Regions from separate parts of the Homo sapiens genome. Here all the other regions are linked to region 3. A link is a loop called in an ENCODE intact Hi-C map of the cell type or tissue named here. Cell type or tissue: A673. All regions are shown on one strand.

Region 1 (5,000 bases), 480 kb after region 3:
TTTAGACAGCAAGGTGGGCAGAGGAAATGACTGTAATGTTGCAGAGGAGATGTGCAATGCCCACCCAGCTCTCCGCTTGCACTGAACAAAGCTGACTTTCCCCAGTAACTTGTCATTCAACCCTCAGGCTGAAAAGTGAAAACTCACCATCTTACCTTAAGTAGTTTAGTGCCTACTGGGGAGTGAATGTCCAGATATAAGAGCGTAAACTAGAACAAGGCTGGGTGCGGTGGCTCATACCTGTAATCCCAGCACTTTGAAAGGCTGAGGTGGGAGGATCACTTGAGCCCAGGAGTTTGAGACAAGCCTGGGCAACATAGTGAGACTCCATCTCTACAATTTTTTTTTTTAATTAGCTGGATGTGGCTGCATGTGCCTGTAGTCCCAGCTACTAGGAGGCTGAGGCAGGAGGATCGCTTGAGCCTGTGAGGTTGAGGCTGCAGTGAGCTGTGGTTGTGTGACTGCCCTCCAGCCTGGGTGACAGAGTGAGATCCTGTCTCAAACATTTTTATTTTAAATAAAAAAAAGAGGACAATATAAAATCAAGTATCAAAACAGGCAGAATAGTCAGTCATTGAGCCTTAGCAAAAATTTTTGCCTAAACACTCTAAAAAGTTGCTGTTTTTCCTCCTTTGGTTTGAAAGTCAGAAAAAGAAGCAGTGAGGCCTCATGGTGAAAGAGGCAGCATGAGAGCCATCCAGAATGTTTGTCCCTTCAGCCTCCTGGTTGGGGATTGTTGACGACCTCTCCTGGATTGGACTCATTCCCCCACCCCAAAACTACCCACAGCTGAGGACAGCCATCTAAACACCTGCAGAGTCTACACTACTCCATGCCCACACTAATCCAGACCTCAGGCATGAGGCACCCAAGCAGGCTTGTTTCCTGTGTCAGTCACGGTTCAATACAGGAAACAGAAAACTCTCTAGATCTGCCAAGATCAGAGGGATTTAGTAGGAGGTATGAAGTGGAAAGGCTGGAGGAGTAGAGTCAGCGGCAACCATCAGAGCCCCCTACACCCACGAGGCTGGAGACTAGACAGTGGGCCATGGAGTCTAGTTAGTGGCCTAACTGGCCACTGCCCATACTTATGTCTCCCAGAGCCCTCTCGTACACCTACACAGCTGAAGAGGGAGAGCAGCTTCCTTTGTACTGCCTTTCAAATCCTACGTGACCGCACTTCATGATCAGAACCTAAACTGCATCCTGATCTCTTACAGCAAAGTGACTGGGAATTACAGTTTTTACACTTCTAGGCCTGCAATACAGGGCGGTGGGGAAACCTACCAATGCCATGTGCTATGGACAAGAACAAACACACTCTTCTACAGGGATTGACACTGAGTCACAGGCCTTAGTGGACTAAGAACAGGGTGCCCCAGTACACATGCTCTCCCCAGTGCCTCTCCCTGGGAATCTCACTCAAGATGGGAAGTCTCAGAAGTAACCGAGAGCCGTGTTGTTGTTTGAGTCACTGTTATTACGGTTTGGCTCTGTGTCCCCACCCAAATCTATCTCAAATTGTAATCCCCACATGTCAGGGGAGGGGCTTGGTAGGAGGTAATTGAATCAGGGGGCAGACTTCCCCCTTGTTGTTCTTGTGATAGTGAGTTCTCACCATCTGGCTGAGATCTGGTTGTTTGAAGGTGTGTGGCACTTCCCCCCTCTTGCTCTCTCCCTCTCCTGTTCTACCATGGTAAGACGTGCTTGCTTCCCCTTCTGCCTTGATTGTAAGTTTCCTGAGGACTCCCAATCATGCTTCCTTGAACATTAGGGCATTGAGAAATTAAAGAATTTAGGAGCACTTTCATCTTGCCTGCCAGTCATCTTCCCAGTACACACCCTGGGTGTGGTGGCGCGTGCTTGTAGTCCCAGCTACTTGGGAGGCTGAGGCAGGAGAATCGCTTGAGCCTGGGAGGCAGAGGTTTCAGTGAGCCAAGATCGCGCCACTGTTCTCCAGTCTGGTGACAGAGCAAGACTCAGTCAGAAAAAAAAAAAAAAAAAGCAGCATTAGTGGCACACCGTCATCACTATTAATGTTGCCGAGTGCTCTATGTGTTTGTGTGTCTGTGCTCCTTTCATTTCAGTAAAAATCTTAAAATTGCCCTCTATTCTCTTAGTAGTCTAGTGAATAAAAAATACTTTTATTGAATTCATCTTAATTTCAGATTTGGTGGTATTTGCAGCAGCAGCACATGTGGATGGCCACATTTTTATTACCAAGTCTTTTCCAAGTTTCAACAGCGTTTTTGTTTGATGATTTTGGTTTAAATCCAGTTAATCAATATAATAGTAAAATGAGGTTCTCCCCTGTCCCTGTTAAATAATAGTAGTTCAAAGACAGGAAATATTTAAATAACAAAATTTGAAAACTGAAATGCGTGCCTTCTAGAATAGATTCCTACCCTCAGCTGTGAGAACCTCAAAGCCGCCCTTTTACAACTGGAGAGATTTCTTCTTCTTTATAAGTACGCATATACTTGGTTACTTAGGAACAGGCCACCCACACGACACAGGGAGACATGACCCTGCACCCACAGGTACGTGCACACCCAGGCGCGAGTGCCCACCGGCCCCACAGTTCGTCTGCAACAGTCAGATTCAAGATGCGGTAGATTGGCACCTTAACCTCTTTTGGCTCTTCTTCCCCCGAATCAAAACCCACTGTAAACACCGCGAAGAACCAGGAAACTTCACGGCTTTAATCATTTCCTTTCCCCAAGCTCCATGTGGCACACAGGACATTCCGTTTTCCTTTAGGGTTGCCGTCATCCTGCGACAGGTGCGGAAGAAGAAAAAAGCAAATCTATGTTTCCAAAGAGCGGAGGAAGCAGAGACAATGTGCCAACACGGGGTGCGCTCTTCACCTTTACGCTCCACTCGGAGCAAGCAAGGAAATCCTCCAGCTCTAGCAGGGGTTGAGGGTTAGCGCCACCTGGCTTTCTAAAGAAGAACAAGAGGCAGGAGGTAGATGAGGCTGAAGAGGAGCCCGCGCCCTCCTTTCCTCCTTGGGCACCAGGAGGGCGAGAAGAAGGACCCGGGAGCTCTTCGTTTCAGAGCCCAGGGCAGCCAGGCTGCTGGCCACCGCGCACTGCGAAGAGACGCAATTACCCTTCTGGGAATCAAGAAATCCAGAAACGTCTCTTGGTACTGGTGTTAGACTAGTGGATTCCACATTTAAGGCAACCGTGAATTGCAGAAATAACTGCGGCACTTAAAGTATTATAAACAAGCACCGATCAATTTACGCATTGATTGGTTCTGGCTCGTTTCTATCAACCACCTATTCTGCGTAAACTTCTTATACCGGCTGAGAGGAAAGAAAAAGAAGACAGGAGAAAGGCCATCCTAGGATTCTGATCTGTCTGTGGCAGCGTTGGAAAGGAGTCAGGTTAAATGAATAAAGCCCCGGAGCCCCCGTTTATTCACATGAAAAATAGGGAAAACAGGGCCTTCGGTAACTGCCCCAAGTGATTGGAAAATCAAAGGAAAAACTGGCAGGAGAGTGCCTTAGACATTACCATTTCTACTGTATTATTGTTTTATTATTATACGATATCGTCGTATTAGTCATAGTGAAAATGGTAATCAAGTTATCATTATCCATTCAGTGCCTTATACATTTGCACTGAGTTTGTATTTGCACATATGGATATAATGAATTCACAGAATGACTATTAATTTGAGGGCACTGCCACAAACTGCTTTATCTAGAACTTGGACCAGTTGTCAAAAAGTAATTACCTATTTCGGCATGACTTTTAAACGGTGAAATCTAGAGAAAGTTGTTTGGAAACTGCCTTTCCATGGATTCAGTCAAGAACACAAACACAGATGCACAGATGCATATAATATGTGCACACTATGTGCGCATATGAAAATGTGTACATGCATGGGAAATATGGGTTTGCATTTATTATAAGAATGATTCATGTACATTGCTACTCTGTTTACAAAGACTTTTGCATTCACTTTTCATTTAGTCCTCACAACTTTAGGAGGCATTGCTAATCCCCATTTTACAGATGAGGAAACTGAAGCATGGAACAATAACTTTCCTAAAATCTTGATGAGAAGTTGTAGAACCAAAGCCATGTATTCAATTCTGTGTCATCCTCATATCCAGCAAACATATCATGGACAATTACTGTGTGCCAGGCACTAAAGCCTGGTGGTCACAAAAATCAAAGACATATTCCACTGCCTTCAAGAAACTCACACCTAGTGGAGAAAAAAGAGAAATTACTCTTCCTGAAGGATATATACTCCACAATCAGCCTGGGGCTTAAGTGAAGACTTCCCAAAAGAGTAGATGCCCAGGCTGAATTTTGAAGGACAAGAATCCTTCTGATAAAGATGGAGGGAAGTGTGACCCAGGCAGAAAGACAACATGTGCAAAGATATGAAGGCAAAAGAAACGAGAGTATTCAATATAGCTCAGAATCACGGCTTAATGTATATATAGGGACAGTGGTGAGAAAGATTATAAAGAGCATTATTGAGGTTTTCTTGAAGTCTATGGGGGAATGAATGAAAGATTTTAAGTAGGGAAACAACATGATCCAATGTCATTTGCATTAAAGATCGGTCCAGCTGCTGTGAGGACAGACTGGAGGGTACATTAACAGTAGGAGAAATGATGGAATGATGCAGGCAAAACTCAATATTTGTCATGCTAAGGTAGGGGGTTCTTTGAAAAAAAAAAGAGAGGGTGAATTTGAAAGATATTAAGGAGGAGCTCATTACAGTTGCTAGGTTATTAGCCTGAGCACCAGGTGGGTAGTGGTACCAGTCATGGAGACTAAGAGAAGAGACTATTGGTATGCAACAGAGACTAGAAATAAATTCTGTTTTGAGCATAGTGAGTTTAAAAAACTAAATACATCTATGTGGAAATGTCCTCTATCAGGGAGTTGGATATGCAGATCTACTGCTCCAAGAACAGGTCTGAATTGTAGTGAGATAAAACACTGGTATCAACTGAAGCCACATAATGATTA
Region 2 (5,000 bases), 120 kb before region 3:
CCTCTAAGTGTAATGTTAGATTGTTAATTTAATGTAGGTATTCAGAGCTATAAGCTTTCTTTTTAATACTGCTTGTGCTGCGTCCCAGAGATTTTGATATGTTCTGTTTCTGTTTCCATTTACTCCAAAGTCATTCAGGAGCAAGTTGTTTAGGTTCCATGTAATTGTGTGGTTTTGAGGGATACTCTTAGTGTTGATTTTTATTTTTATTCCACTGTAGTCTAAGAATATGCTTTGCATGAATTTGATTTTTTTGAATTTATTGAGACTTGCTTTATGGCTAGGCATGTGGTTGAGGTTAGTGTATGTTCCGTGTGCCAAGGAGAGGGATGTATATTCTGTGGCTGTTAAGTGGGGTATTCTGTAGATGTCTACTTTGTCCAGTTGGTCAAGTGTTGGATTTAAGTCCAGAATTTCTTTGTTAGTTTTCTGCCTCAATGACCTGTCTAACACTGCCCATGGGGTTTTGAATAGTCCCTATTATTGTGTGGCTGTCTGAGTCTTTTCATAAATCTAGAAGTACCTGTTTTATGATCTGGGTGCTTCAATGTTTGGTGCATATAGATTTATAATAATTGTCTTGTTGTTGAATTCAACCATTTGTCATTATGTAATGACCTTCTTTGCCTGTTTTTACTGTTTTTGGTTTAAAATCTGTTTTATCTGAAGAATAGTGACCTCTGCTCTTTTTTGTTTACCATTTGCATAATAGATCTTTCTCCATTCCTTTCCTTTGAGCCTATGGGTGTCATTACATGGGAGATTGGTCTCTTGAAGACAGCAGAAGGTTGGGCCTTTTTTTTTTTTAATCCAACTTGCCACTCTGTGCTTTTTAAGTGAGGCATTTAGACCAATATGCGAGGTTTTGATTCTGTCATGGTGTCAATGGCTGGTTGTTTCATGGTCTCAATTGTGTAGTTGTTTTATAGGGTCTATAGACTACATACTTGCATATGTTTTTGTGGTATCTGGTATCGATTTTTCATTTCCTTGTTTAGAGCTCCCTTTAACATCTTTTGTAAGGCAGGTCTAGTAGTAGCAAATTACCTCTCTGGAAAAGATTTTATTTCTCCTTCACTTTTGAAGCTTAGCTTGAGGGGATATAAAATTCTTGGTTGGAATTTTTTTATTTAAGAATGCTAAAAATATGCCTCCAATCTCTGACTTATAATGTTTCTGCTGTTAGCCTGATGGGGTTCCCCTCATAAGTGACATAACCCTTTACTCTAGCTGCCTTTAAGATTTATTTATTTGCATTGACCTTGTAAAGTCTGATGACTATATGTCCTGGGGATGGTCATCTTGTATAGTATCTTGCAGGAGTTCTCTGAGTTTCTCAAATTTACATTTCAACCTCTCTAGCAAGACTGGAAATTTTTTATAGATTATATTCTCAAATATGTCTTCCAAATTGCCTATTCTTTCTTCTTCTCTCTCGGGAATACCAAGGAGTCATAGGCTTTGTCTCTTTATGTAATCCCATATTTATTGCTGGTTTTGTTCATATTTTTGATTCTTTTTTATTTTTGTCTGACTGGGTCTTTGAGCCTTTACATTCTTTCCTCAGCTTACTCTAGTCTTTTGTTAAGACTTCCAACAGTATTTGAAATTTTCATAGTGAATTTTTCAATTCCGGAAGTTCAGTTTGGTTTTCTTAATATGGCCATGTCATTGTTCAAGTCTTAAATTGTTTTTCTGGCTTCCGTGCATTGGCTTTCAATTTTCTCTTGAATTTCATTGAGCTTGCTTGCCATCCAAATTCTGGATTTTATTGTTGAGCTTCCTTGCCATCCAGACCCTGAATTCTATGTCTGTTATTTCAGACATTTCAATGTGGTTAGGATCCATTGCTGGGGAGCTAGTGCAATCCTTTGGATGTAAAGAAATGCTCTGACTTTTTGAATTGCCTGAGCCCTTCTCATATGAGGAGGCTGGCAATTCTTTTTCCTTTTTAAATTGCTCTACTATGGATGAGGCCTTTTGTTTTTATATATTCCTTTTCCCTTGAGGGTTTGACTGTGGTGTATGTTGTGTATAGTTGATTGTCTTCATTTCTGAGTGCTTTCAAAGGGCCAGGGCTCTGTATGGGCTACTTACTTGTGGATAGTTTCCTGCTTTGGGTTTCACAGGTGTTGGGTGTTGAAGAAATTTTTTCTTTAGTGGTGTAATTCAGGATGCGAACCAGTAGACGGCGCTTAAGAGTAAGGGCCAGCAGATAGGCTCTTAGCCAAGCTCCTCTTGGAGCTTACTGTTGTCGGCTTTGTTCATATTTTTAATTCTTTTTTTTTTTTTTTTTAACTGCTGCATATGCCCTTACACCTTTTTTTGTTGTTGTTACTGACTGCTGCATATGCCATATGCCCTTACTCTTAAGTGGTCTGGAGATGGGAGATGGGGGGCAAGAGATGACTCCCTCACCAACTCCATTCCTAGGTCTTGGTAGAGCCCTTTTCAATTATTGGTGTTGCCTCCATGATTTCTTAGTCTCAAGCGAAACGCTGGCAAACTGCTTTCCCTCCTCCCTCAGGGGCAGCCCAAGGCAAGGTTTACATCACCAGGAAATCCACAATTATTTGGGGACCTACTGGTCCTCTGAGCTTGGCAGAGTCAGAACAGGTTGTGGTGTGTGTCTGCAGGTGGTCTGGTGATGCAGTGGGTCAAGGGCAGAGGATGCCCAGGCAGGACAGTAATACCATACATGTGGCACCCACGGCCTGCTGTTCTTATCCCAGCAGATGGCTGTGGGGCCAAGCCAGCTCACACTTACCCAACCCAGTAAGTCTTTCTGCAGCGTCTGCCCCAGGAGTGGGCCTGACCAGCTAGGCTTGTCCCAAACCTTCTGTGCCAAGATTGCTGGGCAGTTCCAGGTGTTCCACGCTGTAGGGATCCCTGAGGAAGAAGGTGCTACTGGCTAATAGGCCACACCCTTCCCAAAACAGTGTTGTTGAGAGAGGGGCACCCAGCTCCCACGCCAGCACACAAACCTGTGTATCACTCTTCTAAGTGTTCTGAGAGTGGCGGGGGGGGGGTCTTCCCCTTCTCAAACTCAAGCCAAAGATCTCAGCTCCAAACCCCTGGACAGTGTGCTCGAATCCTGGGAGTTTTGGGACCACACCTACAGTTTTGTCTGCTGACCCCTCAGGGTCCAGTGCTGGCTGTGCAGAAGGAGCCAAACTACTCCCAGGCAACCAGCAAAACACTCAGGCAGGACAATGAAAGCTGTGCTGTAGGTACCTTCCTGAGGGAGTGACCAGGCAGGCAGTCTTGGGAAGATCTGGTGGACAAGGGGGCACAAAGATCAGATGCACCCCCGTCCCACGGAAGAAATAGCCAAGCCCTGCTCTCTCCCAGCCTGGCAGAAAGCAGGAGCTGTTGTCACTCAGAACAAGATGGAGAGCCTGGGGGGAAGGGTACCTATGGTCACATTTTGTTGCAGCTGCAGTGTGCACGGCAAAACCTTCTGGGATCCATGCAGGTTTGAGCTCTTCCTCTGCCTTATCTCCAGGCAGTTCCCTCTGCCAATTCAAATGTCTCTGAAGGTCATAGGATCTCATGTATCTAGGATCCCAGATGTCCACAGTGGGAGTGTGGAGTCCCGGAGCTCCTTCACTCGCCCCTTCCTTAGGACCTAGTCAGGTTTGGGAGCTGGTCCTCAGCATTCACCAACTCCAGGCAAGCTTCCCAGCTTCTTCCCTCTTCAAATATGGTGTATATGTCACCTATCAACTTTCAGTATTTTCTTTCAGAAGATCTGTTCAAAGTGTGATGGTTTACTCAATATTTTGTTTCCTCTCAGTGGGAGAGGTGTCTCAGCTATGTCTAATTAACTATCTTAGTTCAGTCACTGTTTTATTGTCTCAGTTTCATATATTTATGTTCTGATCTTTATTATTTCTTTTATTTTGCTAATTTTGGGGATTGGTTTGTTCTTGCTTTTCTTGAGGTGTATCACTAGGTTCTTTATTTGAAGTATTTGAAGTTTGTCTATTTTTTATGTAGGCATTTATTGCTATATAAACTTCCCTCTTAGTACTGCTTTTGCTGTATCCCATATATTCTGGTGTGTTGTGTTTCCAATTTTGTTTCAAGAAATACTTCAATTTCCTTCTTAACTTCTTCATTGACCCATTCGTCATTCAGGGCATATTGTTTCCATGTACTGGTACAGTTTACAAAGTTTTGCTTTTTATTGATTCTGGCTTTATTCTATTTTGGTCAGACATGATTTCAACATTTTTTAATTTGTTGAGACTTGTTTTGCGGCCTAACATATAGTTTATTCTGGAGAATATTACATGTGCTGATGAAAATAATCTGTATTGCATATTAATTGGATGAAATGTTCTGTAAATGTCTGTTAGGTCCATTTGTTCTAGTGTATAGTTCAATTATGATGTCTCTTTGATAATTTTCTGCCTAAATGATCTGCCCATTGCTGACAATGGGGTGTTGAAGTATTCTACTATTATTGTATTGCATTCTATCTGTCCCTTTAGATCTGTTAATACTTGCTTTATATGTCTGGGTGTTTTGGTATTGGTATTGGGTGCACATGTATTTATAATTGTTATATCCTCTTGCTGAATTGATCTCTTTATCATTATATAATGATCTTGTTTTTTTTACAGTTTTTTTTTTTTTACTTAAAGTCTCTTTTGTGTGACATCAGTATAGCTACTCTAGCTCTCTTTTTATTTCTATTTGCGTGAGTGGAATAAATTTTTTTCATCCCATCACCTTCAGTATATGGGTATCTTTATAGATAAAGTGAGTTTCTTATAGGCAGCATATAGTTAGGTCTTGTTTGTTTAATTCATTCAGTCACTGTGTCTTTTAATTGGAGAATTTAATAAATTTACATTCAATGCTATTATGGATAAGTAAGAATTTACTAGTATCATTTTGTTACTTGTTTTCTAGTTGCTTTGTAGCTCTTCTTTTCCCTTCTTCCATTTTTCCTGTCTTTGTGGTTAAGTGATTTGCTCTGATAGTATTTTTCA
Region 3 (5,000 bases):
TGGAGTGCAGTGGCGCAATCTCGGCTCACTACAACCTCCGACTCCCTGGTTCAAACGATTCTCCTTCCTCAGCCTCCCGAGAAGCTGGGATTACAGGCACACACCACCATGCCCAGCTAATTTTTGTATTTTTTTTTTTTTTTTTAGTAGAGACAGGGGTTCACCATGTTGGCCAGAATGGTCTCGATCTCCTGACCTCATGATCTGCCCACCTTGGCCTCCCAAAGTGCTGGGATTACAGGCATAAGCCACCACGCCCAGCCAATTTTTAGTTTTTTGAGGAACCTCCAAACTGTTCTCCATAGTACCTGTACTAAGTTACATTCCTGCCAACAATGTAAAAGTTTTCCCATTTCTCCGTATCCTCAACAGCATTTGTTATTGCCTATCTTTTGGATAAAAGCCATTTCAACTGGGGTGAGATGATAACTCATTGTAGTTTTGATCTGCATTTCTTTGATGATCGATAATCTTGGGCATCTTTTCATATGCCAGTTTGCCATTTGTATGTCTTCTTTTGAGAAATATCTATTAAAATCTTCTGCCAATTTTTAATCAAATTATTAGGTTTTTTACATAGAGTTGTTTGAGCTCCTTATCTATTACAGTTATTAATCCCTTGTCAGATGGGTATTTTGCAAATATTTTCTCCCATTCTGTGGGTTGTCTCTTCACTGTGTTGATTGTTTCCTTTGCCGTGCAGAAGCTTTTTAGTTTGATGTGATCCAATTTGTCTATTTTTGCTTTGGCTGCCTGTGCTTGGGGGGTATTACTCAAGACATTTTGCCCAGACCAATGTCCTGGAGAGTTTCCTCAATGTTTTCTTGTAGTAGTTGTATAGTTTGAGGTCTTAGATTTAAGTCTTTAATCCATTTTAATTTGATTTTTGTACATGACAAGAGATGGGGTCAATCTACTCTCCAGAGTAGCTGGGATTACAGGCTTCTGCATGTGGATATCCAGTTTTCCCAGCACCATTTATTAAAGAGACTGTCTTTTCCCCAGTGTACGTTCTTGGTACCTTTGTCAAAAATGAGTTGACTGTAGGTGTGTGGATTTGTTTTTGGGTTCTCTATTCTGTTCTGTGTAAGACTTAATTGCTTTTAATTGAAAAACATTTCATTGCAACTCAGTTTAAGTGAGATGTGATTTCTAACCCTCTTAGAAATTTGAAAGTCCTTGCAAGCAGCTTCCCTGATACTGTGTCACCTGTGAAAGGGAAAAGATAGTGGGCAAAATTGCCTTTGCTCTCTTTTAGCGTTTTCGTTTCTTGTATTTTAGAGATGGGGTCTTGCTCTGTCACCCAGGCTGGAGTGCAGTGATGTGATCAAAGCTCACTGCAGCCTCAAACTCCTGGGCTCAAGCGATCCTCTTGCCTCAGCAGCCTGAGTAGCTCAGACCACAGGTGCATACCACCAAGCTCACCTAACCCTTTTCACTGTTTTAATTTTAAATTAAGAAATATTTCAATAGAAAGCTATAGAAAATATCATAGCAGATATTTATGTACTCATCACACTCATCTCTTATGAAAAGCAAAAAAGCAAGCAAGCAGTTCCCAGTAAGGCGTTACTGCCTCCTATAGCCAGATTCCTCTGGTGCCCATCTTGTACATTAAACTAGAAAAGGTCCACCATGCCCAGCGCAGGATGTTAAAGAGTTGTCCAGATGTGTTGAGATTCACCTCCCTCGCCCCACCTCACTGCCCCTCCCTGCCCTCTACCACGCATTACAATGCAGAGCATCATGATGCGAGGAAAACAGCCACAGAACAAGTCCACAATACAATCCAGAGATGTTCAGTCCATCAACAGTGCCTCTCCCCTAACCACTGATCCAATCTTTGAACCCTCTCCCCACAGCCTCATGGTATTCTAGGAGGACTGTGGGCCTTGTAGCCAGGCCAACCTGGATTTTAGTTTAAACCATGTGGCCTTGTGAAGTTGTGAAATCTTTCTAGGCCATAGTTCTTCCATCTTGGACAGGGTGGTTAGGAGAATAAATCTTGGGGCAGCATCTTGCACATGCAGCAGGTGCAGAGTAATATCCTCTCCCTCCTGCCTTCCTTCTCTCAAACACTCACAAATCCCTTTATGCTAATACCAAATTAGAAACCTCTCTCAGGTCCAAGGCAGCTGGGACTTTGGCTTCATTTATCTGTTCCCAGCATAGTCAGCAAATACTAGTTATTATTCACTCAAATGCGCCCTGCATGGCTGGGCACGGTGACTCGCGCCTATAATCCCAGCACTTTGGGAGGCTGAGGCGGGTGGCTCACTTGAGGTCAGGAGTTCGAGACCAGCCTGGCTAACATTTTGAAACCCCGTCTCTACTAAAAATACAAAAATCAGCCAGGCGTGGTGGCTGATTATATACATATATCCAGAGGGGTTTATAGAAGGCTCTGTGACTCCCAGATTTATTGATAGGAATCAAATATCAGTGAAAAGTTATTTGCCTCCTCCTTCCTCTGTCTGTTTCTATAAGCTCCATGGGGATGTTACTGGGGACCTGAGGAATGGTGTTGGACTGTTAACTCCAACAAGCAATTCTGACTTCAGCCTGGGAGCAAGAGAGAAGGCTTTAGAAGCTATCGGTAAGGCTGGCATCTAGAGTGGAAAAGAACTTTTTTAAAAAGAAAAAGGAGGAAACCATAAGGAAAAGCTTCATTTCTTGGGCTAAATTCCTCTCTACCATCTCTATTCAACCCAACTAAGAAACACACATGGCCAGCTGGTGAATATAAAGCAGGCCTTAATGTCTGAACTGGGCTTAGTATTTCTATCCAGTAATGCTCTAGAATGAAATCTTCTCTGGCCTGCAGATTTTATTTGACAGCGGAACATGGATATAAACAAAGGCAACGATATTGCATACACTTTAAAAATTGCTGGTTCACTCCCCGCACCCCCCACGTCCCCCAACTCCCCACCTCCCACCCCCAGGCTAAAATGCAAAAATCTATGGCCCGTAATTCAAGAAATGGTCACCAGAGGGCAGCACTAGACAAGCAGAAAACTACATAGGCAGAACAGAAAGACCAGTTAATACAGCTCTTTAAAAAGATTTCCTGTCTCTAGAGATCCTAAAAATGAAGCTACAGTAGGATTAAATAAGGTTGATAAGTGGTGGAAAATGCATCATGTTTGAAATATTGCCATATATTGACTTGGAGGTTAAAACATTACAAGCTGTTTCATTCACCAGTAATTAACTGTAAGCTTTATTCAATATATCACTCAGTGACTTACAAGAATTAGGAAGCACTCTTCTACATTTAGATTAAAATTCCTGCATGAGGAAGGCATATCGGAACATGACAATTATGGATTTTCTTTTTAATTCAAAAACATTCAAAAAACACAAAAGGAGACTTATTAGAGTTGAAATAATCCGTTTTTTTCCAAAAAAAAAAGTGGCAAAAATTAAAAAAAGGAAAAAACAAAATTGTTACATGGGAAATAAAAAAGAGTCCATTGAAGGACCTGTATAAGAAAATGCCTTCTGCTGCAGAACACTGGTGGTGACTAACGTGGTTTCTGTGAAGGAAGCAAATGTATGATTCATTTTGCCAGGGCAATCTGCATAGCTGTTTGATATCATGGTAGCATTATGCTTCCTTTAGGGATCAAGAAAGAAAAACAAAAATAGATCCTAATAAGACTATAAGGTCTGGAAAGAACATTCCCCAGCTCCCATTGAGTCCAAGGGAGAGGAGTGGCGGGGAGGAACCCCCTTGGTCTAGTTTGGCTGTTCCCACTCTGCAGGCCCAGCAGCAGGCTCTGATGTCATGCTGGGGAGCAAGTGTTGCAGCCCAGCTTTCGTCCTCCCGAGGAAGCAAACACTGGCTCCCTCTCCAGGGCCTAGGGGAAGGTTCACAAAGACAGAAGCAAGCAAATGTGTGCATCCAGGGGACAGATTTTTTTCCTTTCTTTTTTCTCTCTTTGGGAAAAAAGAGTCTCATTATCAAGACAGAGCGAACTGATGGGTGCAAACTGCAAGGAGAAACATGCTGTATCTCAGGTTTCTGCAAACCTCATAACAATGAAATAAAACATCACAATCCAGACAGAGAAAAATATTTTCTGCTGTCTCAAGTCAGGTAGCAAGAGCAAGAGATAAGTGTATTGGCAGTACCAAATCCAGTGACCTTATTCATATAATACAAACGGACCCAGGCAACATGACACATATCACATTAATATTAAAGCAAAGAAATAAGAGTTAACATTGTGATATGGTTTGGCTGTGTCCCCAAATCTCATCTTGAATTGTAGTTCGCATAATCCCCATGTGTCATGGGAGGGACCCAGTGGGAGGTAATTTAATCATGAGGGCAGTTACCTTCATGCTGTTTTCCTGATAGTGACTGAGTTCTCATAAGATCTGATGGTTCTATAAGGCGCTTTTCCCCCTTTTGTTTGGCACTGCTCCTTGCTGCCGCCATGTGACGATGGATGTGTTTGCTTCCTCTTCTGCCATGATTGTAAGTTTCCTGAGGCCTTCCCAGCCATGCTGAAATGTGAATGAATTAAACATCTCTCATTTATAATTTACTCAGTCTCAGGTATGTCTTTATTAGCAGCATGAGAACAGACTAATACAGTAAATTGATACTGGTAGGGTAGGGTGCTGCTATAAGGATACCTGAAAATGTGGCAGCAACTGTGGAACTGGGTAACAGACAGAGGTTGGAACAGTTTGGAGGGCTCAGAAGAAGAAAGGAAAATGTGAGAAAGTTTGGAACTTGCTAGAGATTTGGAGGGCTCAGAAGACAGGAAAATGCAGGAAAGTTTGGAACTTCCTAGAGACTTGTTAAATTACTTTGACCAAAATGCTGATAATGATAAGGACAATGAAGTCCAGGCTGAGGTGGTCTCAGATGGAGATGAAGAACTTGTTGGGAACTGGAGTAAAAGTCACTCTTGTTATGCAAAGAGACTGGTGGCATTTTGCCCCTGCCCTAGAGATCTGTGGAACTTTGAACTTGAGAGTGATGA
Region 4 (5,000 bases), 290 kb after region 3:
TTCTGTTAATTCCATAGGCCAGTAAAGAAAATTTTTAAAGTGACCTAGAAAAATTAAAGGGAGGTTATCTGTTGATTAACTCACTGGTGACCATGTTAAGATGCATTTTCAAGTATATACTGAGATGAATGGGAACATATTTGAAGAAAAATAAACCCAGCTGCCGGGCAAGGTGGCTCACACCTGTAATCCCAGCACTTTGGGAGGCCGAGGCAGGCGGATCACCAGAGGTCAGGAGTTCGAGATCAACCTTGCTAACATGGTGAAACCCCATTTCTACTAAATATACAAAATTAGCTGGGCGTGGTGGTGTGTGCCTGTAATCCCAGCTACTTGGGAGGCTGAGGCAGGAGAATCGCTTGAACCTGGGAGGTGGAGGTTACAGTGAGTCAGGATCACGCCATTGCACTCCAGCCTGGGCAACAGAGTAAGACTTGGTCTCAAAAACAAAAAAAAAAAGACACAGCTATAACGGAATAATCTTAAATGACAGTTAAATAAAGGTGACATGAAAATATCACCTAAAATGTAATAGTGTTGTTACTGTGTTAGGCAGCATATTTTAAGAAGAAAAAGCATGAGAGAACAACTTTTTTCTGATGCTATTTTCTTCTAGTATTGAAAATATTTCTTGATTCATTATCCACTCAACAAACGTTTATTGAATGCTTACTGTATGCCAAGCACTGTTTTCTGGGGATACATTTTTAAAGATATGTTTCCTCATTGAATTTAAAATACAGTGAATCAGACAGAAATTAAACAGATAACTGCATAAATAACCCTAAAATTAGCCTGGTGTGGTGGCACGTGCCTGTAGTCCCAGCAACTCAGGAGACTGAGGCAGAGGGATTGCTTGAGCCCAGGAGTTCAAGGCTTCAGTGAACAATGATTGTGCCACTGTACTGCAGCCTGGGCAACAGAGTGAGACCCTGTCTCACAAAACAAACAAAACTCTGGAACAGCAGCTGTGATAAGTAGTATGAAGAAAAATCACAGAGTACATGAGTTTATGGAAAGATGAACCTAATCCAGCTTGGGAGATCAGGAAAGGCCCTTCTGACAAAGTGTCATTTAGGCTGAGACCTGAAGGATGAGGGACCAATTCTGTGGAAAAGGAGAAGGAACATTTCAGGATCGTGAATAACATGAATGAAGGCCTTAAGACAGAAAGGAGGCTGGCACGTTCCCGGTGGGAGCAGAGCCGTGAAGGACTCAACGGGAAGAGAGTCCATGGTGAGCCCAGAGAGCCGGGAGAGGCTGGTATCATGCAGGCGCATGTGGAGGAGTCTGCTCTGGCCCCTGTGTGATTAGCCTTGAGCAGGGGGCAGAAGACAATAAAGGACACAAGCTCGGGAGATATTGGAAAGTCCAAGCAGTGTTGGCCTGGTCTAGGCTGGTGGCAGTGAAGTTGGAAATAAGTCAGCAGATTCAAGATGTATTTTCAAGGCTGGGTGCAGTGGCTCATGCCTATAATCCTAGCACTTAGGGAGGCCTAGGCAGGTGGAACTTTTGAGCCCAGGAGTTCTAGACCAGTCTGAGCAACATGGCGAAACCCCATCTCTACAAAATACATAAAAAGGTAGCTGGATGTGTTGGTGTGCGCTTGTAGTCCCAGCTACTCAGGAGGCTGAGGTGGGAGGACTGCTTGAGCCCAGAAGGTCAAGACTGCAGTGAGCCGCAATCATGCCACTGTACTCCAGGCTGGGCCATAGAGTGAGACTATGTCTCAAAAAAAAAAGATTTTTTTTTCAAGGTAGAATCAATGGAACCTTGAAATAGGTTCCATTGAACCTATTTGAGTAGATTGAATATTATGTATGATGATGAAGTTACCCTAATAATACTGAGTACCCTAAAATTTAAGAATCATGATGGATTAGTAATTAATTGTTCAGGGGAGGGGAGCAGGGAGCAAGATAAATTCTGCTGTAATTTCTCCCAATGGTGGGAGTGACTTGTCCCTAAGAAGCTACCAAATCTTTTTTCTCTTGGACCTAAAAAGTGTCCAATTTAAGATCCATTCAAGAAGCCCCACAGATACACAGGTCACCCTTTTGCATTCCTACCTCCTGGCACAGTAAATATCTATATCTAATTCTCCTGTGTCATTTCTGTGCTACATTTGCAAACTCTGAATGAACTGTGGTTGTTCTACAATGATTTACACTGTTATTTGGCGAGCCCCTGAGCTATAAAATTAAAAAATGACAGACTACTTCCATGGTGTATGGTTTTGTTCACCCAAGAATGACTCATAAATCAATGCAGGAGCAGTTAGCAGACCACGGCTGTATGGCTCAGTGTTTTTAAGAGTGAAAGAGAAAATTCTATTTTAACTAAAACTAAGGCTTAATTTTTAAATCCACAGAGGTACCAAGGCGCCCTCTAATGGTGAACTCAAACAATGCTCTATTTTGTAATGAGCTACAGTTTCAGTTAGAAATTGTGGTAAATTCGTTAGGGAATTATGAACAGATTTTTTTCTTTTTTTGTAAAGGCTTTATAATTTCTTAATGTTTGGCCATCAGTTTTGTCTCTTCTATGCATTTTCAGGCTGTATTCTACAAGGCTTCTTGCCTATTGGTGAAGGGTTATTGGGGGTTTGTCTGTAATGGTTATTGCAGTGTTTCTTTTTCTTAGGTCCCCAGCCATGGCTGGGGGATTATTTGCCATTGAACGAGAGTTCTTCTTTGAATTGGGTCTCTATGATCCAGGTCTCCAGATTTGGGGTGGTGAAAACTTTGAGATCTCATACAAGGTAACATTTTATTTCAACAGATGGAATTCTCCAAGTCGTTACTAACTTCTGTGGCTTTCAGATAAAGCTAGTTTTTTGTGGGGGAAAAAAGCCCACAATTATATCATGCATTTCTCCAAATTGTATAGAATGATTTAATGAAAATGGATGCCTTTGAGGAAAAAATAAGGCAAAATGCAAGCTCCAAACTTACCATATATTTACAGGGCTCAGCTCAAAATTGTGGCTAGCAAGCTTTAGAAATGAAAATATCTACCCCCACACCCCAACTTTCTATATATTGGAGCTTTTTATTATAGAAGCCCTTGGAAGAATCTGCATGCGTTAGGGCCACAATTGACCACCCACTGACACAGTCACCCTTTACCACTGTAGGACATGATTCAAGACAGAAGCAGAGCCCCACAATGACTGTATCCTCAGGCTGACTTTGGCGCTGTCTTCCTGCAGCATCCACCCTGTTGTTGAAGCAGTCTGGGAGCAATACTATCTTCCATGCTCCAGCCCCCACCTCAACCCCTATTCCTACCCCCATTTTCCAAAAGAAAGAGAGAGAGAACTATATCAGAGTGTGAGTTAAACAGGTATTCATTACCTCTTGTCTTAAATGTCCTGTGCGTAGCACTGTGAGGGATAGAAGAGGAGTAAACCAGTTGTTGCTCTCAAGGAACTTGATAAGAAGATATTAGAATTATACTTAAATTCATAATACAAGAAGGCAGAATGGCATTCAGTTGGTGTGCTTAAAAAACCGTCGGCCAGGCGCTCATGCCTATAAACCCATCACTTTGGGAGGCCAACATGGGCGGATCATGAGGTCAAGAGATCGAGACCATCCTAGCCAACATGGTGAAACCCCATCTCTACTAAAATACAAAAAATTAGCCGGGTGTGGTGGTACACACCTGTAGTCCCAGATACTCGGGAGGCTGAGGCAGGGGAATTGCTTGAATCTGGGAGGCGGAGATTGTAGTGAGCCGAGATCGCACCACTGCACTCCAGCCTGGGGGACAGAGCGAGACTCCGTCTCAAAAAAAAAAAAAGAAAGAGCGAGCGTTATGCTAGATGCAGAATTTGCGGCAGAAGTAGGAAGATGGGTATGATGTTAGTAAGCACAGATAAGGGATGGGAGGGGGACTTCTAAGCAAGTAGCATGGGGAAAAGTACAAAGAAGAGAACACAAGGAACATTCAGAGAACAGCAAGGAGCAAACTTTGGCAGAATCAAGCAACATGAATAAGGAAGACATCTAAGAAGATAAAATGGGAAGGTGTATTAGGGCCATATTGAAGAGAGCCTTTAAAGCTGAGTTAAGAGATTTTTATTTAATTTGATAAGCAGTGGAGAACGATCAAAGATATTAAGCAAGGGAATAACATGACCCAAAGCTGCCCTTCACCTATAATAATCTCTTGCTATAAATAAGGATAGTTGAGTAGAGAGAAGCCGAAGGTGAAGAAGCCAGTTAGGAGTTTATTATAATAATCACCCAAGTAGGAAATATATTAGCAATGGAAATGATTAATGAGTTAGGAATAAAGAATCCACATGACTTTGCAAGGTTATATTGGGAGAAAGTTGCTAGGGGCTATGAGTACACAGTAAGAGGCCCCTTAGTAGCAGTTTATTATTAATACTGTATTCCCTGTTGCCTTCTTGGTTGTTACATGAGCTTTTAAAAGCAAATTATTTTAGGATTTGTTTAGTTTAAGAATTCTGTGTGGACACTGTATATAATTTAGATTTTAGATTTACACTTACAAGATAAATTTTCAGTTATGGTTTATGTTTGTATTTGAAACAACTTTCACAACGTGTTTTTCCTTCATAGATATGGCAGTGTGGTGGCAAATTATTATTTGTTCCTTGTTCTCGTGTTGGACATATCTACCGTCTTGAGGGCTGGCAAGGAAATCCTCCGCCCATTTATGTTGGGTCTTCTCCAACTCTGAAGGTGAGTTTTTTGGATAAAAGGGGAGGACAGGGAACTAACATTTATGTACCACATGCTATAGTAGTTACTTAACAATTGTCAGCTTATTGAGTGGGCTCTTCAGCAGTCATGTTGATTCTCACCTTTAACTTAGCTAGACTTATTCACGAAATATCTTATTGTTCTTTAAGATTATTCAGCTGAAGCAGGAGGATTCCTTGAGCCCAGGAGTTCAAGGCTGCAGTGAGCTATGATTGCACCACTGCACTCCCCGCTGGATGACAGAACGAGACCCCATCTCTTAAA
Region 5 (5,000 bases), 310 kb after region 3:
CTGTTATCATTATAGGTGCACAGTCCATATTTGCTGACTGAATGCAAGAATAAAACATTTTATCCAAATAGTATAGCGATTTATAATTCAGAGAAATAAATGGCTTTTCCAAAAATAGTTCTTTTCATACAAAATGTACATTCCAAAGATGGAAACCTGTGTTTGCTTTTCATCTACGTTTATAGAGAAAAGCCTCACTGCCTGGTCATGTGCCATGCATGGCCTATGCACCCTAGACCCCTACAGGCAGCTACCAAAAGTGCTGCATAGCCATTTGGGAGAGGTCCCTTACAAATCCAGTCTGTTCTAGATATCTAGGGCCAGGCCAGTGTTTATTACCACTGTGGTTAGGTTCTCTATTTGCTTCTCATTCACATGAATTACTGTGATTCTGAAATTGCAATTAATGGTAACTTTTTTTTTCTCTGTGGTATTTTACGGAAATGTATAGTCCTTTGCTCTTAGAGAAAGAACCCATTCCAGTGTTGACTTCAAGACCATAAGTTATTTCAAAACTATGTAAAGATTGACAATCCAGTAATAACCTGTCACTACACATACCCAGATTTTCCCTGTAAACTGTAATATTTAACATGAAATGTTAAATTCTGATGCCAGAGTTCATCAAAAACTAAACTGTTGCCTGCTTTTTGCGTCTTTATTCATTTTTTTAGATCAGAGGCTTCGAAACTGCTTACTGCATTGATAGCATGGGAAAAACAAATGGAGGCTTTGTTGAACTAGGACCCTGCCACAGGATGGGAGGGAATCAGGTAAACCACCTTACTTTTGTGTTTAAGTTGTTCCGTATTGAGGGCCATCAGGTTTATTGATCACAGAGTGATCTTTGTACTTTGGTTTTCGATTTGGTAATTTTGTTTGTTTTGATAAAGTAAAACATTCTGTAAAAAAATTGACAGTGTTAAAACATTCACTTAAATGATGGGAATAATAGCAGTATTGGTTTTCACATAAGCAGTCAGAATCTAGAATTAATGTCTAATATAAGGGATTAAAATATATTCCTGTGGGAGTATATATTTGTCACTACCGTAACTATGTAAGCCTAGCTCCCTAACAATTTTTTGCAAGTATTGCTCACTAATCCTCATCTTTTTGCAAATAGAGTGTTACTGCCAGTAATGTATATTTCACTAATATATATTCTCTTACTTATGTGGGTATGTTTTTGCTTTTTCATTTTTTCACATTGTTGGTACTTAATAAATTTGTGTTAGTGACCCATTTGGTATCTTAGAGACTAAAGAACTTAATGATTTCAGTGTTAATAAGGATCTTCACTAACATCAAAATAAATATAATTTGTCTGTGGACTTACAGTTCTAAACAAAATTATGGAAAAATAAGTTAGTCATTCAATTTAATTATAGGAGTTAAGTTTCTTTCTTTTCAAATGCACATCAGCAGGGAAGGTGCCTCTGTTACTTAATTCTCTCTTTTCCTTTTACAGCTTTTCAGAATCAATGAAGCAAATCAACTCATGCAGTATGACCAGTGTTTGACAAAGGGAGCTGATGGATCAAAAGTTATGATTACACACTGTAATCTAAATGAATTTAAGGAATGGCAGTACTTCAAGGTATTCTGCATTTTAACTTCTGAAATATTATATGCTTTTCATTTTCAGTAACATCTAGCATGTGGAATTTAGATAAATAAATCTTAAAACCTGCATTCAAATTCACTTGCATTTTCCTCTCATTTAGTCCCTTGCATAGGTTTTCCTGAGCACTGGATGACTCATTGTTCTATAATGAGGCATCACTTTTGTTCTCTCTTACAATATTGTCATGTAATGAGGCCACGATGATGTCTATAAAGAGCACTGCTAATTTTAGTAATACAAGAAAGTCAGTGTTCTGTGAGGCAGTCATCACCATTGCTCTCATCAAAATCTGATTTTTGAAATGTAAATGAATCATTCATTAAAGTAAAATATATTTAAATATATTTATACTATTAAAAATTTGGTTAATATTTGATATTGTCCAGCAGGTGGAGATAGAGACAAACAAATAAAACTTGAAATCTAGGCTTTCATAACGTCTTTATCATTGTTGTGTGCTAAATACAGTGGGATAAATGTAGCTAGTTGCTTACTTTAATGGTCAAATTTAGTTATTCACGTGACACTGCTGGGGTAGCTTTGTGTTTCAGCTGTGAGTATTTAAAGCTCTGTGGCAAGTTGAGGATTACAACATATTAATAGATTTATGTATAGTTTTCAAATTCTAGATTTGGCTAACATAAATCAATTTATTATTAAACAAAAAGTGGGGAAAGCTGCCTCACACTAAAAAAATCTGTCAACCCTCCATTTTATTTACTCACCCAGTATTTGTTATCATATCCCATCTGTCATGCAAGCAAGGACTTGTTTGCTATGTAATAATGATATGACCTAGCTTAACATTCCCTGTTACTGTCATTTACAGATAATTTCCAGGAAGTGATAAGCACGTATCAATTGATGATTTTGTTTCTTATAACAAGTTAGGAAGGAGAAGAATAGCATAAACCTTAAAGAGTGGAGCATTTATTTTCACAAAAAAAAAGGATATATAATAGCAATAAATAGTAGGGGTCAGTGAGAACAATATTAGCAAAATAGTAAAAGAGGGCTAACACACCAGAAACTACATCAAGAAGTAATTGAACAAAAAATGACACATAACATGTTTTAGGTATTTTAAAGACGCAGCACTGAATATACATTTGTGTGTTAGATATTACTGAACATTCACTTGGGGACCAATAATATGTTAGACTGTAGGGGAGTTCAAAAATATAGCTAAAGCACGCTATTATATAATGGCAGAGAAGAAAGAAATGCAAAAATAGAGATAAGCAAAATGCCATAGGACAGAAAAGAGTGATTCATGGGAGGAATTACTGCTGAGGAGTTTCATAGAGGAAGTGTCATTGCACAAGTCCTGAAGTGTAAAAAGGCTTTCCATGGAAAGTAAATAAGAAAGCCTGGATGAGCAAAGATGTGGCATGAAAACATGTAGAAAATTCAAAGAATTGTATTTCATTTGGTATCCCTCAATTGTGCTTTGGAGGAAAGAGCACCGAACTTCATTTTTTAAGTTTTGGAGAGGGATAGACCTTATTTGAGGAAGGTAGTGATGGAAAACAATGGCTACTTTTAGGAAAATAATTCTGGAAACGTGAGGTATGGACTGATGAAGCAACGAGATCAGCTTGAGCAGCAGTTCTCAAACTTTCTGTCCTCTGGATTCCCTTTACACTCTTAAAAATTTTTGAGCTCCCCCACCCCCAAATTGCTTTTGTTTATATAGGTTATCACTAGCAATATTTCCAGAACTGGAAAGTGTCTGAGAAATTTGTAAAGTTTTTATATATTAATTCATCTAAAAGTAATAATAATATACTTATTAAACATTAATGTAAATGACATTTTTAATGAAAAATAACTATGTTTACCCACAAAAAATAGTGAGAAGAATGGAATTCTGTATTTTTGCAAATCTCTTTAATGTCTGGTTTAATAGAAGAAGACAGCTGGATTCTCATACTCCTGCTTCATTTGGTCTGATCTGAAATGTTGTTTTCGTTCAAGTATATGAGGGAAACCCAGCCCCACACAAGCATACAGTTTGTAAAGGGAGCGAGTACTTTAATAGCCGTTCATATAATTGTGGCTGTTTTTTTATTGTACACCACAACTTAATAATTAAGTGGTAGTTTCTTAAAAGTTATTTCCAGTGTAGACTGATATCCTTGAGCATTGTACCTCATTATATGGAAGTACTTGATACGTACTTCCCACTTCATCTCATAGAATTTTTTTTAAGTATACTGAGGGGTCAAGACTGAATAAAACGAATGTTTTGCTCCTTCATCAGTGACATCCTTAAGTGAAACCGGCATTTACTTTTCAACTGTGTGTGGCCATGAGCAATACAACTATAGGTACTAGCATAGTTTGATTCATGCTAAGGCACCATCAGTTTTACTCACCATTGCTTTTGCACTATCGGTATAAATGTTGCTAAAGTGAAAAGGCAATGGTGTCTTCGTATTATGATGAAAATAGTTTCGGCCTTACAGACCCAATCCTGGATAGTCTGAGGACCAGACTTTGAGAAGCTCTGAGCTATATTGAAGAAACCTACAGCATATGGTGAGGGCCAAACCAGGGCATCTGCAGTGGCGATGGGAAGGAATATAAACCAGAGACATTGCACATATCCATCCTTAGTGACTGGTATGTGAGTGAATGAGGAAAAGTGCAGTATTTCCTAAGGACTAGAGAGCTGGGAATGTCATTAGCCAGGATAGGAACAAGAGACATAGATTTGGAGGGGCAGATAATGAATTTAGGTTTGTATACATTGAGTGTGAGATACCAGCAGTATATTGTGACTTAACAATGAAAGATCTTAGGACTTAGAAAACTGACAATCAAGAGAAATCCAGAAAACTGACAATCAAGAGAAATCCAAAGTCTGAGGTGTGGTTGAGAAGCTTTTCCATTTCCTTAAACTGTCTCCTCATGAAAGTCAAGTGATGATTTCTGATGTCAGTGATATCAAGGGTCCAAATTTGAAACTTTTTTCTTACTGTGTTTTCCAGAACCTGCACAGATTTACTCATATTCCTTCAGGAAAGTGTTTAGATCGCTCAGAGGTCCTGCATCAAGTATTCATCTCCAATTGTGACTCCAGTAAAACGACTCAAAAATGGGAAATGAATAACATCCATAGTGTTTAGAGAGAAAAAAATAAACCAATAACCTACCTACTGACAAGTAAATTTATACAGGACTGAAAACCGCCTGAAACCTGCTGCAACTATTGTTATTAACTCTGTATAGCTCCAAACCTGGAACCTCCTGATCAGTTTGAAGGACATTGATAAACTGTGATTTTACAATAACATTATCATCTGCAGTTACTGTTTACAAGACTGCTTTTACCTTAAACTTTGTAGATGTTTACATCTTTTTGTTGTGT

The links. Hi-C counts contacts between places; a loop is a spot of excess contacts. Peaks named below come from ENCODE experiments on the same cell type or tissue, not always from the same donor. Only the 100,000 strongest peaks of a DNase experiment are listed, where the experiment ranks them.
Region 1: it touches region 3 in a loop (5-fold over the local background); 14 of 110 quality-filtered maps call a loop at or near these places.
Region 2: a loop joins it to region 3, with 3 times the contacts of the local background. A loop is called at or near these places in 6 of 110 quality-filtered maps.
Region 4: it touches region 3 in a loop (4-fold over the local background); 48 of 110 quality-filtered maps call a loop at or near these places.
Region 5: it touches region 3 in a loop (4-fold over the local background); 46 of 110 quality-filtered maps call a loop at or near these places.

What each region holds. Positions count from the first base shown.
Region 1 is chr4:173,491,630-173,496,629 of GRCh38, forward strand. It overlaps a transcript of SCRG1 not described here. Among named protein-coding and RNA genes, the nearest start is that of HAND2, 36 kb to the right of the region's middle. In A673, CTCF peaks have their summits at 2,932 and 3,131; DNase peaks (open chromatin) are centred at 902 and 2,912; H3K4me3 peaks cover 464 bases.
Region 2 is chr4:172,890,327-172,895,326 of GRCh38, forward strand. The region is part of intron 8 of GALNTL6 (polypeptide N-acetylgalactosaminyltransferase like 6); the gene reads left to right. Among named protein-coding and RNA genes, the nearest start is that of GALNTL6-AS1, 170 kb to the left of the region's middle. In A673, a CTCF peak has its summit at 2,180 (motif pointing right); a DNase peak (open chromatin) is centred at 2,215.
Region 3 is chr4:173,010,642-173,015,641 of GRCh38, forward strand. The region is part of intron 11 of GALNTL6 (polypeptide N-acetylgalactosaminyltransferase like 6); the gene reads left to right. Among named protein-coding and RNA genes, the nearest start is that of GALNT7, 160 kb to the right of the region's middle. In A673, CTCF peaks have their summits at 1,569, 1,772, 2,982 (motif pointing right) and 3,864 (motif pointing left); DNase peaks (open chromatin) are centred at 3,060, 3,820 and 4,400; H3K27ac peaks cover 2,358 bases.
Region 4 is chr4:173,299,404-173,304,403 of GRCh38, forward strand. It overlaps GALNT7 (polypeptide N-acetylgalactosaminyltransferase 7), which reads left to right. Exons shown (of 12, transcript NM_017423.3): 7 at 2,644-2,761; 8 at 4,593-4,715. Among named protein-coding and RNA genes, the nearest start is that of HMGB2, 32 kb to the right of the region's middle. In A673, a CTCF peak has its summit at 2,400 (motif pointing left); a DNase peak (open chromatin) is centred at 2,318; H3K27ac peaks cover 2,080 bases.
Region 5 is chr4:173,316,960-173,321,959 of GRCh38, forward strand. It overlaps GALNT7 (polypeptide N-acetylgalactosaminyltransferase 7), which reads left to right. Exons shown (of 12, transcript NM_017423.3): 10 at 675-773; 11 at 1,472-1,600; 12 at 4,621-5,000. The coding sequence ends at 4,758. Among named protein-coding and RNA genes, the nearest start is that of HMGB2, 15 kb to the right of the region's middle. In A673, CTCF peaks have their summits at 258 and 1,927; DNase peaks (open chromatin) are centred at 252, 1,782 and 2,042; H3K27ac peaks cover 537 bases.